Regions from separate parts of the Homo sapiens genome. Here regions 1 and 3 are each linked to region 2. Evidence: chromatin contacts called from ENCODE Hi-C or POLR2A ChIA-PET data. All regions are on one chromosome and are shown on one strand. Each heading gives the region's core, a stretch centred on a gene start or an enhancer-like site at or near the end of the contact. The rest is flanking DNA. Distances are from core to core; before and after follow the strand shown. Region 1 overlaps FOXN3 (forkhead box N3). Region 2 overlaps FOXN3 (forkhead box N3). Region 3 overlaps FOXN3 (forkhead box N3).

Region 1 (3,734 bases), core at 893-3,392, 90 kb after region 2:
CTGGAGCTGCCATTACCTGTTCCGAACAGTCTAGAGTTCTGATTCTCTCTTTCCAAACTCAGACCTCCAGCCATTGCAATGTTGGGCTGCCTACACCTCTGACATGCAAACACCACTGCTAAGCAGATGTGTCACTGGCCTAGCTCTATAACTAGCAGTTAACCTGGAGTGTGGTTTTTAAATGATGTTTCATATTTCAGAGAAATGTATATGTTTTTAAATTTTTTTTTTTAAATAAACTTCCATTCTTAGATGGCATTGCAGGAAAAGTACAGACCAGATTGTAATCAAGTTCCAGGCTGAAAAGATTTCTAAAATTAAGTTGCATAACTCAACCCAGTGGAAACATACTGATTTCATCAGAGCCATGTAAGATTCGAGCACCTTCCTTTGCACCCAGCCACTACACAGTGATCATTAGTTTCACAAAAATACTTCCAGCTGGTTGCTGAAGTTCAGAGGGAAAATGGGACCATGACCTTCTGCTAGAAGAGGCTATATGGGGCCAGCTTAAACGTAATGGACCGGAGCAGTACCCATTTTTAGAAATTTCTGTCTCTTCTGGGACCTCATCACCAAGCTGCCATTTTGGAGAAGAGTCTGGTGAAGCAGGCCTGCTGGAGCCTGGAATATCTTTGAAATGAAACCAAGCCAGGCAAGGGGACTGATTGATCCTTCACAGATCCTCAGCAGCTTCCATAAACGTCCATGATTACTGGATTCTTGAGCATAGGTAGGAAAGGAAAAAGGCTTCTCCTGATGAGTTGACAAGTGAGTTGTTTTCAGTGTTCGCCTCCCCTCTCCAACTCTGTAATACTCAGACTGTAAATACTTCTTTTTCCAGGGTAGCCACGGTCCTATTTACATTGAAATGCTGAATTTGAGTTTTACAAGCTCAGTGTTCATGTTTTGAAGCTGTAGGCTCATTTTTAGAAGGCTTTTTTTTAGAAGGCTATTACCGCTGTGTGAGAAATCCAGCCACAGCCTTCATGAAAGCCCCAGGCCAAGAACGGGGCTCCAAGACAGTGGAAGGAAAGAACCCGGGGTGCCTACAAAGGTCACAGAAGGAGACGCTCATGGACAGGAATAACAGAGAAGTAAATGTGAAGACTGGGCAGAAAGTAGGGAGTCTACCTTTGCATTCACCGTCCCATCTGACCGCCAGCCCTGGTTCAATGCCCTGGAGGTCAAGGGCAAGTACAGTCAAGGAGCAGGTTGTAAGGACCCCAAGGATTGGAGCAGTTCCTTAGCAAGGGAGTGAAGATGCATGGAGCGTCTTCTCTGTGCACTTGGGAAGCCAGCTGGCCCATCCTCCCCATAAACCCAACCAGAGGAATGTATCTGCAGCTTGTGGTTAGCTCTTTCTGGCTTCACTCTTTCTCCGTGCCCCCTACCCCCGCCACCTTTCTTTTCATTTTATATTGCATAACGTTATTTGCCTTGGGATTTGAGGCAGTCCTTTGCCTTCTTAAGGGAGAAGCATTACAGGCAGAATGATTAGGCAGTCATCCCCTGCCCTGCCGGCATCGCCCAAGGCCTGGAAAAAGTGAGAGGCTATTCCTGTGCAAAAATGGTTAAAGGCAACAGCCAGCCAGCCACAGTGATGGTGTGTGGGCAGCCTATGTAGGGGTGTTTGTGTGCCTGTGTCCCAGTGTGGATATATCCCAGGTCTTCTCTAGGTTGAGGGGTCCTGCCACTGCCCATGAGTGGAGAGTGTGGCTTCGGAGAGCAACACATTTCCTGTCTGCGCAGAGCCTGCCTGTATTCCCCCGTGGGCTGGTGCTATGGCTGGGCTCTGTTGATAGAGCTTCCTCGTGCGGTGCTATTTATAGCCCCTTGTTTTCACCTCTTGGGCTGCTAGATGCCCCTGCTTGCATGGGGGCCACCAACCTAGTCTCTGCTGCTGTTCTGCTCCCAGCAGATAGAGGCTGGCCTGGATAGCTGGAAGGCTTTTCCTTTGTCCTCACCCTTCATAGCCACTCCAGGTCACCAGATGGCAGCCACTTAGATCTTTTCTCTTCCTCCTACCCTTGCTCAGCATCTGTAAAGGTAGCTCAAGGCCGGCAGACTGGCCACAGTCCAGGGTCTGAAGCTGACTAGGTTGCACAAAGGAAATGGCTCAGACTCTGGTGAGAGCCCCAGGCAGAGCAAGCCTCTTTATCATTGGAGGGTCCGTGTTGCCCCAAGGGAGCCCAGCACACCATGTCTTGCTTGGGCTGGAGTCCCTAGGGGTCCCTCCACCTCTCATTTCAGTCTAATGCTTCACTTGCAGTGCAGCGGCAGTGTGCACCTAATAAAAACCTCAGGCTACAACATTTTGTCCTCCTGGCAGCATCCGCTGTGCATGTGACATTAGCCCTTTTAGACTTTGCCCGTTTGCAGCATAGGAAACATTCTGCAAGGAGAGCCACCATGTCTCACGCGCTCTATAGGATGCTGCCTTCAGAACAGTCAGCATGGGACATGGCTGGCTCATTACCCCCTGGACTTTGGATTATGCTCCAGTCAAATCCATCTGCCTACCCCACCCTCTCCACCCTCAAAATGGCTATGTAGATTCATTCCAGCTTCTAGTATCTCCTTCAGTACCTGCTTTGCAGTTCCCGTTTGACAAGCCCCGTGAGTCAGCTTTAACCCCAATGGAGGACTTGTTAGTCAGGAGAAGCCAGATCTCCATTACTCATCTTCAAAGGCTTATATAATCCCTGGTTGGAAGGTTCCCAGAGACAAACTAGATAATAAACAAAACAACAAAATGGAACGAGGGAAGGGGAGGGATTGGGGGAAGGCGTTCCTCCCCCTGCCTGGAACTGGGATGTATGTCAGACACACCAGGCACAGCAGAGGGAAGACAACTAGGAAATAGGCTGTGTCTCCCCGTGCCAGCCCCCTCCCCAGTGTGCTTCCAAGTAAGCAGGTGGAAAGGCTGACTTTAGGAAAGGGAAGGATTAGCGGAATCACCTGCTGCTCAGCTTATGGCCTCTGAGAGAGTTAGCCAGGGCTGCCCTCCAAAGGCAGCGGCAAGAGCTCAGAGGTTAATTTTAGAAGTTGTGAAAAACCAAGGAAGCTAAGCCTCAGGAGGGGAGCTGGGGAAGTGCTGAGGGACAATGTAGCGTGGAGGAGTTTGTCTTGGACCTTAGACTTTTTTCTTTTTAAGATTCTCAGGATTGCGTTATCCCATTTAGAACATAGCATCTACAATGAGCAGTGCTGCTCTGTTTGGCTCTCTTCTTATGTGTGAAGGTTGCCCTCTTGCTAGTTAAAACCAGAAAGCTTAAGAGTCCCTCTCTAACTGCAGAGAACGTGGCTGATGGCAAGTGTGGGGAAGTGTGGCGCCAATGTCCCTCATCCTGAGAGCCTCAGGGGTGGGTATTCTCTCATCTAAAAGATAAATACGTAACTGGCCTAACCTGCAAGGATGATGCTAGAGGCCTGGGCCTTGTCTGGAGAGAGCCACAAATCCGAGGAAGAAGTTGACTTTCAACGTCCAGCCCTTTTGATGTCTTACATAGCTGGAGGCCAGTGCACTTCAGTACATCAGGTGCGTCAGATTGGCTGTAAAGGTTTTGGTCTTTCGGTGTCTTAATATGCTCTGAGGGAAACAGAGTAAAAGGAAGGGAAAGAGTAGATTTGCTGGTAGAGAAAAGGCTGAAGAATGGACTCATGTTCCCACCGAGCTTCCTAATGTAGAGTAGTGAACTGTGGGCCTCAGAATGCCTTTCTCTAACAGAGCC
Region 2 (3,786 bases), core at 1,041-3,540:
AGGTTTGGGTTAGAATCAAGTAGAAGAAAAATGTGCCTGTTTAATGCCACTCTCTCAGGTTTTTGATTTCTCACTTTCTGTTTTCAAAAATGTACGCACATCCCTCGTTTTTCCCTATAGCAAGTGGAAGAAAATTTTTCTAGATAATCAGACGAGTAGGGAACTCTGTTAATAGCTTCCAGCCACAGGCATTGGAATTGAGGGCAAGTAGAACGAGGATGCTTGTCCCCAAAGATGGCAATTCTCAGTGCTGGGTGAGAAGGTGCAGTTTGGTCACATGGGGGTGACGTGGGAATCTTTCTTTAGGGTGCTGTGGGACCAGTGACTGGCCAGCAGAAGCCAGCCGGGGTTATGGATCATGAGTTATGGATCACTAGCAGGACTGGCAGAATTGAACCAGGGTGGGGGATAACTTGCTTCATGGAGTGGTCTCCCCAGGACTCAATAATGCAGGATAGGAAAATAAGTAGGATATGGTTTGGCTGTGTCTCCAACCAAATCTCATCTTGAATTGTAGCTCCCATAATTCCTAGGTGTTGTGGGAGATCATTGAATCATGGGGCGGTTTCCCACATACTGTTCTCGTGGTGGTGCATAAGTCTCACGAGATCTGATGGTTTTATAAGGGGTTTCCCTTTTGCTTGGCTTTCATTCTCCCTTGTCTGTCGCCATGTAAGACGTATCTTTTGTCTTCCACCATGATTGTGAGGCCTCTCCAGCCACGTGGAACTGTGAGTCCATTAAACCTCTTTTTCTTTATAAATTACCCAGTCTCCAGTATGTCTTTATCAGCAGCGTGAAAATGGACTAATACAGTGGGGGTGCCCTGTCGTGTAGAGGAGGGAGACCTATTTTTGTCAGAAGGGTGGGAGCAGAGGGGCTGTCATTTCTTGGGAGAACTGACACTTAAGGCCTTAAAAAAGCAGATAGATTTAGGTGTGTGGAAATAGAAAAAAAATGTCATTGCAAGAAAGAGAAATAACCAGAGAACTTAGCTTCACAGAGACCATAGCAACAGCGCGGAACCTGAGCACTTCATAGACACCTTTGTATAGCGACGGGAAGAATAATGCAATGTCTGAAGAGGAAATAATGGAAGTTAAAACCTGAAGCAAAGTTGAAATCAAAATGACCTAATAGTTAGAGCGGGGCACCAGTTTTCATTGTCAAATCGTTGTTTGGTTTAGAGTGGAAACTTAGTACCTTTATTTTTCCCAGCACAAAACCAATTGTAAGAATTAACTGGTTGTTCTCGAGGTCCTCCCTGGACGTCGGGTGCCTGTATTTTGGTTCAGAATCACTGGCAAGAGGGGCTGCTGAATCACCTCTCGGTTTCGAGGATAATGGGGTAAGATTTGGTTTGGATTACACCAGGCATGGGTACTTAACATAATTGGTCATTTCATCAGTTCACAGTCTTTATTTTAAATGCCATTTAGGCTGCTACAGACAGTTTCAGCAGGCTAGAGAGCACTTCAATTCTTGTACAATGGAAACCAAGCAGAGCATTAGAAGGGGACAAGCTCATTTTTCAGAGGGGACCCAGGGCAGGCTGAACAGAAGAGTGGCTTATTCAGAGCCCTGCAGGCGTGGCCAGCTGACAGGTGTCCCCACCGTGCCTTCTTCTTGTGTCTGTGTGTCTCTGTGTTACGGTCTCTATGTGTTTGAAACGTGTTCTTTATTTTATTCGTTTAATTCATTTACTAATCTCTCTTATTTTGTTAATGAAAAGAATAAAGTCTTTTTTATATTTTCCCATTTCCAAACTCCCTGTCCCCCTCCCCCATATTCCATTCACCCATCAAACTTAAAATTAGGTTACTTTATTAAAACATCACCCTTGGATGATTTGTTGTAATGAGTCAGTGATTCATAATTAAAGACATTCCTCACCCCTAATCTGACCCTTCATCTGGTCTCTGATGGTTTCATCCCAAAATGACATAGGCACCTCTGCTCTTGGTAGCTTCATGCCTTCTGCTGAAAGTTGCCACAAGCCATGCTGATTTTATATCCTACTTCTGCCCTCTTGGTCTTGGTAGGCCCTGTTGGCCTCAGAGCTCCCCACGGAGTTTTGTTCAGAGAGGAGCTACTGCCTGACCATTTTGGCCTGCTTTTATTTCTAGCTCTTCCTCCAAGCAGGCATTCCCTGGGCCTACCCTCCCCACCCCACCTGCAAGCATTTCTTGATGGTACATCTCTGTGTGTCCAGTCCTGGGTTAGGCTGGAGATCCCCAGGGGAAGTCCAGGTCCCACCCTCTCAACCAGGTCCCACCCTCTCAACCACTCACAGCCCGTTCTGTGGTCAGACCACGAGTCCTAGCCCTTCTTGGAAAAGGCTGCTTGGCCCACCCACTCTAAGAAGCCCAGCCACTCTCAGCACAGATGAAACCACTGGTTTTACAAACCTTTCCAGTGACTCACTTGACACCCTTATACCCTTCTGGTCATTCTTCCCTCTTCCTTTTCTCCGTCACTATAGTATTGGGCCTCTAATTATTATCAACTCTGTGTCCCTAGGATGCGGTGGTAGAATTAAAATAAATTATCTAACATATTTTATTTCCATTCACTTCTGTTGGTTGTTGTTATTGTTGCTGTTGTTGAGACGGAGTCTTGCTCTTGTCGCCCAGGCTGGTGTGCAAGTGGTGTGATCTTGGCTCACTGCAACCTCTGCCTCCCGGGTTCAAGTGATTCTTCTGCCTCAGCCTTCCAAGTAGCTGGGATTACAGGCATCCACTACCCCACTCAGCTAATTTTTACGTATTTTTAGTAGAGATGGGGATTTGCTGTGTTGGCCAGGCTGGTCTCGAACTTTTGATCTCATGTGATCCATCTGCCTTGGCCTCCCAAAGTGCTGGGATTACATGCTTAAGCCACTGTGCCTGGCCATCCGTTTACTTCTGACAACTCACACTGGACGAGCTAATGTAATGGAAGGACTTAAAGGCATTTTCAGCTCACAGAGGAGGATTGTGTTGCCTTAGACTCCCACCTACCCACCCCCACAGCTAAAATAGGGAAAAAGGAAACCAGGTCTTCTGCTGTGAGATGCATGCTGTTCCTCCATGTGCACCAATGTACACGCAGTCCGTAGAATGTGCATGAAGTTGACATGATGGTTAGATGACTTGCTTTGAGGAATACCAGTTTCCCATGTTCTAGGTTGGCTTCATATCCAAACTTACTTGGGAGTAACAGCGTTTATCACCCCTTCTCCACAACTCTTACCCCTCCCATAACTCTGCTACGAACTTTTACTGCTGAAATGTATGAGATACCTCACCTTGGTTGTCTTTCATGCCATGAAAGGCTCAAGAGGAAGTTATAGTGGAAGGAACACTGGATTATGAGTCAAGGGACCTGGGTTCTGGTCTCAACCCTTCACTTGGTAAACTTTGTGACCTTGGACAAGCCACGTGGCATACCTAGCGCTTCATTTGCAATTTAAGGAGCAGACCTCAGCGATGGCAAAGATTCCCTATCTAGTACCAGCTCTGTTCCACTCTAGCAACTTCCCCCAAAATAGGTCAGAATGGATTTTGATGCTTAGTTCTGGCTCAGTGGAGAAAGAGTGTTACCTTCAGCCAGCTGTGTCTGCTGCGGGTGCAAGGAGAGGACAGAGTGGGTGGAAGGCTGGCTGAAGATACCCATCCCCAAACAAGATGATTTTCCAAGGTCCTTTGGATCTTAGGGAGACAATACGATATATTATAGGTTTGGACAACCTGGAAGTGAACCCTGTGTTGGTTTCTTGGGCAGCTGGCTTAACTTCTCTTTAGGAGT
Region 3 (4,017 bases), core at 782-3,281, 110 kb before region 2:
TCATCATGTTGGCTAGGCTGGTCTTGAACTTGTGACCGCAGGTGATCCACCCACCTGGGCTGCCCCAAGTGCTGGGATTACAGGCATGAGCCACTGTGCCCAGCCCCATTTAGCCACCTTATTTCATGTTGCTTCTCTGTAGTGTGCCGCTGCTAGACGCAGGTGGGTGCCTGCCCTGCCCTGCAGAATTCACCTTGCATGGTGCACATGGTTCATGCTGGCTTTACCTGCTCCTCCTCCCTCTTCTTTCTGTATACCCCAGACCAACTCTGTCCTAAGGGCTCCGTTTAAAGCCCATTTCCTTAATGGAATCTACTCCTGATCTTATTAATCTCTCTCTCTCTCTGGCCCTTGGCAGTTATAGTCTGTCTATGTAGTTTATAATAAACTTTATAATAAAGTCTGTCATCTAATGAAATAAGGAGCAGAGCAGATGAGTTTCAGGAGGGTGGAAGTTGGAGTCAGAGAGACCTAGGGCTGAATCTTTGTTTTACGACTTGCTAGCTGTGTGTCCTTCAGCAAGGTAATTACTGTTAATGAGCTTTACGTTCTCATCTCTGATATGAGAGGATAATGCCTTTCTCACATGGCTGTTTAAAGATTAAATAATGATAATACAACTCCTGGAATATAGTACACACTCAGTAAATATTATACTGACGGTCATTTCCTTCATGTTGGTGCTATAGATTGAATTGTGTCTCCCCCCTAATTGGTTGGTTTGTTTATTGATTGATTGATTGATTGATTGAGACAGAATTTTGCTCTGTCTCCCAAGCTAAAGTGCAGTGGCACGATCTCGGCTTACTGCAACCTTCGCCTTCTGGGTTCAAGTGATTCTTGTGCCTCAGCCTCCCGAGTAGCTGAGACTACAGGTACACCACCACATCTGGCTAATTTTTTGTATTTTTAGTAGAGATGGGGTTTCACCATGTTGGCCAGGCTGGTCTTGAACTCCTGACCTCAAGTGATCCACCTGCCTCGGCCTCCCAAAGTGCTGGGATTACAGGCGTGAGCCACCATGCCTGGCACCCCCCAATTTATATGTTGAAGCGCAAACCCTCAATGTGGAGCTAATTAAGGTTGAGACCATACGGATGGGGTCCTAATCTGATTGGATTGGTGGCCTTATAAGAGGAGGAAGAGAGATCACTCTATTCATGCACGCACACCAAGGGCAGTCCCCATGAGCACACAGTGAGAAGGCAGCCGTCTTCTCACGAAGAGAGTCCTTACCAGGAACTGAAGCTGCTGGCACTTTGACCTTGGACTTCCCAGACTCCAGAACTGTGAAAAAGTAACTTCTGTTGTATGAGCCACGCAGTCTGTGGTATTTTGTTCTGGTAGTCTGAGCTGACTAATAGAGTGTGCTTTGGCTCTAATTAGATGATGATTTGTTGAGCTGGCATTGATTGAGCCCTTGTTAGGTGTTGGGCACTATCTTACTTAACCTGACCTGTCTAATCTCTCAATTCTCAAAACCACTTTAGAAGTTGGTTAAGTTACTTGCTAAGTTCCCCTAGCCTAGTAGTGCCAGGATTAGAACTATGACTTCACGTTGCAGCCCTGTGAAATGGCACCTCCTGCAGTTGTGCAGGGCAGGCCTCTGCGGCTGTCCGTGGACGACCTTGACAGATGGGAGACCACATGTGTGTCCCTGACTCCAGTGCTCCTGCTTTCACTAGAGAGCAGATGACACACTCCTCGATGTCAGGGGAGTTGCCTTATATTTCATTTCTGGTGGCACTTAGCAAGTGCTCTGTGCACAGGAAGCAATTAAAAAATAATTTTTGGTTGGTTAATTTTCCCCAAACACTTAGCTCCTCCTACATCTGGAGAAAGAGTGAAATTTTCACCCACCCTCCCGAGCTCCCCCGTGTGCATCCTCTGAGCTGTTTGCTGTCAGCGAAGGCATTTGCGTGTCAAACCTACCCATAAACTTGCTGAGTTGACAAAAGCAAAGAGAGATCAAGTTTTCAGTTGTTGGAGAGTAGAACCGTTGTGAGTCTGAATCTGCAATTCTTTTATTCTCTCAGTGAGTAGAAGTGAGTCTTTGTGAGGATGGCCTTCAGCCAGTATCTTGACACCTCAGTTACGTAAGTAGTTCTCATCTTGTTCTCCTCTTTTGCTTTTTTCTCCCTCTCATGTACACTCACAGTAAGAGGCCTGAGAGAACGTTAGCCAACTCCTTGTTTTTTGAGACAGAGTTTCACTTTTGTTGCCCAGGCTGGAATGCAATGGCATGATCTTGGCTCACCACAGCCTCCGCGTCCTGGGTTCAAGCAATTCTCCTGCCTCAGCCTCCCAGGTAGCTGGGATTACAGGCATGTGCCACCATGCCTGGCTAATTTTGTATTTTTAGTAGAGACAGGGTTTCTCCATGTTGGTCAGGCTGGCCTTGAACTCCCGACCTCAGGTGATCCATCTGCCTCTGCCTCCCAAACTGCTGGGATTACAGGCGTGAACCATGGCACCCAGCCCTCCTTTTTTTTTTTTTTTTTTTTTTAAATGTTTGCCTCAGCTTTTGTTATTCAGAGAGAAATTGGTCTCATCTGCCTCAGGACACGGATGGCTTTACCTATAATTAATTAAGCCTTTTCCTCTCTGAAGTTGATGGGTTTGGACTTTTGAAAAAGATGGGCCATGTGGCATCTTAACTTAGGCTCAAGGTGATAGGGTTATAGATTTTAGACCTCCCGGACCCTCTCTATAGATATTGGCCAATATTCTTTATTAGCATGTTTATGTAGGTATTAGCCAGTATTCTTTATTGGCACATTTATAATTTATACCCCACTTCCTTTTCATAGGGCTTGCCATAAGACATATAGGTCACAATCAGGTCGCTAAGGTAAAAATTGAAAATAGACAAATGCAGTAGAGAGAGGGGAAAGCAAATATTCCAAATTCTTGACCTAATATATTTGTTGTGATTGAGTGCCTGACAGCCAAGGCAAAAATGGAAACTCGGCAGATTCCATAATTCTCCTTCCCTGGTAAGATGCCGACTTAGGGGAGAGACATAATCTCCAGGTGCAAGTTTATAAAAAGATTTCATTGTAAGGCTGTTTCTCCATGGGATATAAAACCATGTAATTTACAACACGTACAGCAACCTTAGCTCCAGTTCAGAGAGCCATCAAGGCTGTTGTTCCTGCCATTAGTCATGACCTTATCCTTCTCTGCCCCTAGCTAAGGCCTGTTCATCCTGTAGACTTTGACAGCCATCATCGCCTCCAAGAAGTCTGCCATGATTCTCCCTGCTCAGGCTGGGTCATGTCCCTCTTCTCAGTGGAACCATAAGACAGGGCTTATTTTTATCTCTGCATCTCTGTATTGCTTTATATATATATTTTTACAACTAGATGAGGTATTCCTAGGACTCATTCCTGGTATTGTGGTAGGTGTGGGGCTGATGTTTGTTGAAGAAAGGAAGTTTTTTTTAATCTAGATTACAAAAACAGTTTTCCAAGTGGATGAAACCATGTTATATGAATGAAAGTCATTAGTTGTTTTTTAGTGTCTGCCCATAGTAAGTAGCTTGTCTGTGACTCAGAATTGTATGTTCCTGGTACGTATTAGAAGAGCTGGTTGTCAGATGCAGACTCAGGAGACTTGGGTTCTGGTCCTGATTCTTCCACTAAGTAGAACTATCACTTCAGCATTTCACAGGCTTAGTTTCTATATCTGCAAAGTGAGCACAGTGAAGCAGGCTGGTGGGCGCAGAGGTGAGGAGTTGATCTCCTCTCCCACATGCCACGCCCAGGGCAGCCATCCATCGCTGGCCACAGCTGTCATCCTCAGCTGCTTCTGTGAGCACCATTCTCAGAAGCCACCACCAGTCCCTTGGGGCTGGCATCAGAGAAGAAGTCTGTTTAACATCTGTGGAAAAGGTTACCTTTGAGGTTCTTTCAGCTCTAATGATTGTAGCATATCCCCTGATGTTCTCTGTTATCACTGTAGTGGGCTGAAATGTCCCCCCCCACCAAATTCATGTCCACCTGGAGTCTTATTTAG

What was found. Hi-C counts contacts between places; a loop is a spot of excess contacts on that map. ChIA-PET counts read pairs that join two places held with the same protein, here RNA polymerase II (POLR2A). Pooled maps may share reads with other maps.
Region 1: a loop to region 2 is called in a pooled map, with 2.0 times the contacts of the local background. The contact joins two enhancer-like sites. A Hi-C loop is called at or near these places in 2 of 37 single-sample maps with no recorded cell type and 9 of 50 pooled maps. POLR2A ChIA-PET finds 5 or more read pairs at or near these places in 3 of 52 experiments (BJ, GM12878 and naive thymus-derived CD4-positive, alpha-beta T cell).
Region 3: a pooled map shows a loop between it and region 2 (3-fold over the local background). The contact joins two enhancer-like sites. A Hi-C loop is called at or near these places in 3 of 50 pooled maps. POLR2A ChIA-PET finds 5 or more read pairs at or near these places in 5 of 52 experiments (AG04449, CD4-positive, alpha-beta T cell, T-cell and 2 more).

What each region holds. Positions count from the first base shown.
Region 1 is chr14:89,185,344-89,189,077 of GRCh38, reverse strand. All of the region lies in intron 4 of FOXN3 (forkhead box N3), which reads left to right. Among named protein-coding and RNA genes, the nearest start is that of FOXN3-AS3, 160 kb to the left of the region's middle. RefSeq lists a silencer at 540-724. Within about 2 kb of position 2,142, at least 8 of the 41 ENCODE cell types and tissues checked have a DNase peak (open chromatin) inside an H3K27ac peak, as active enhancers do.
Region 2 is chr14:89,275,100-89,278,885 of GRCh38, reverse strand. All of the region lies in intron 4 of FOXN3 (forkhead box N3), which reads left to right. Among named protein-coding and RNA genes, the nearest start is that of FOXN3-AS3, 73 kb to the left of the region's middle. RefSeq lists an enhancer at 2,135-2,234. Within about 2 kb of position 2,290, at least 6 of the 41 ENCODE cell types and tissues checked have a DNase peak (open chromatin) inside an H3K27ac peak, as active enhancers do.
Region 3 is chr14:89,383,989-89,388,005 of GRCh38, reverse strand. All of the region lies in intron 2 of FOXN3 (forkhead box N3), which reads left to right. Among named protein-coding and RNA genes, the nearest start is that of FOXN3, 31 kb to the left of the region's middle. RefSeq lists enhancers at 1,354-1,453, 1,834-1,883, 1,934-2,003, 3,675-3,874, 3,885-4,017. Within about 2 kb of position 2,031, at least 13 of the 41 ENCODE cell types and tissues checked have a DNase peak (open chromatin) inside an H3K27ac peak, as active enhancers do.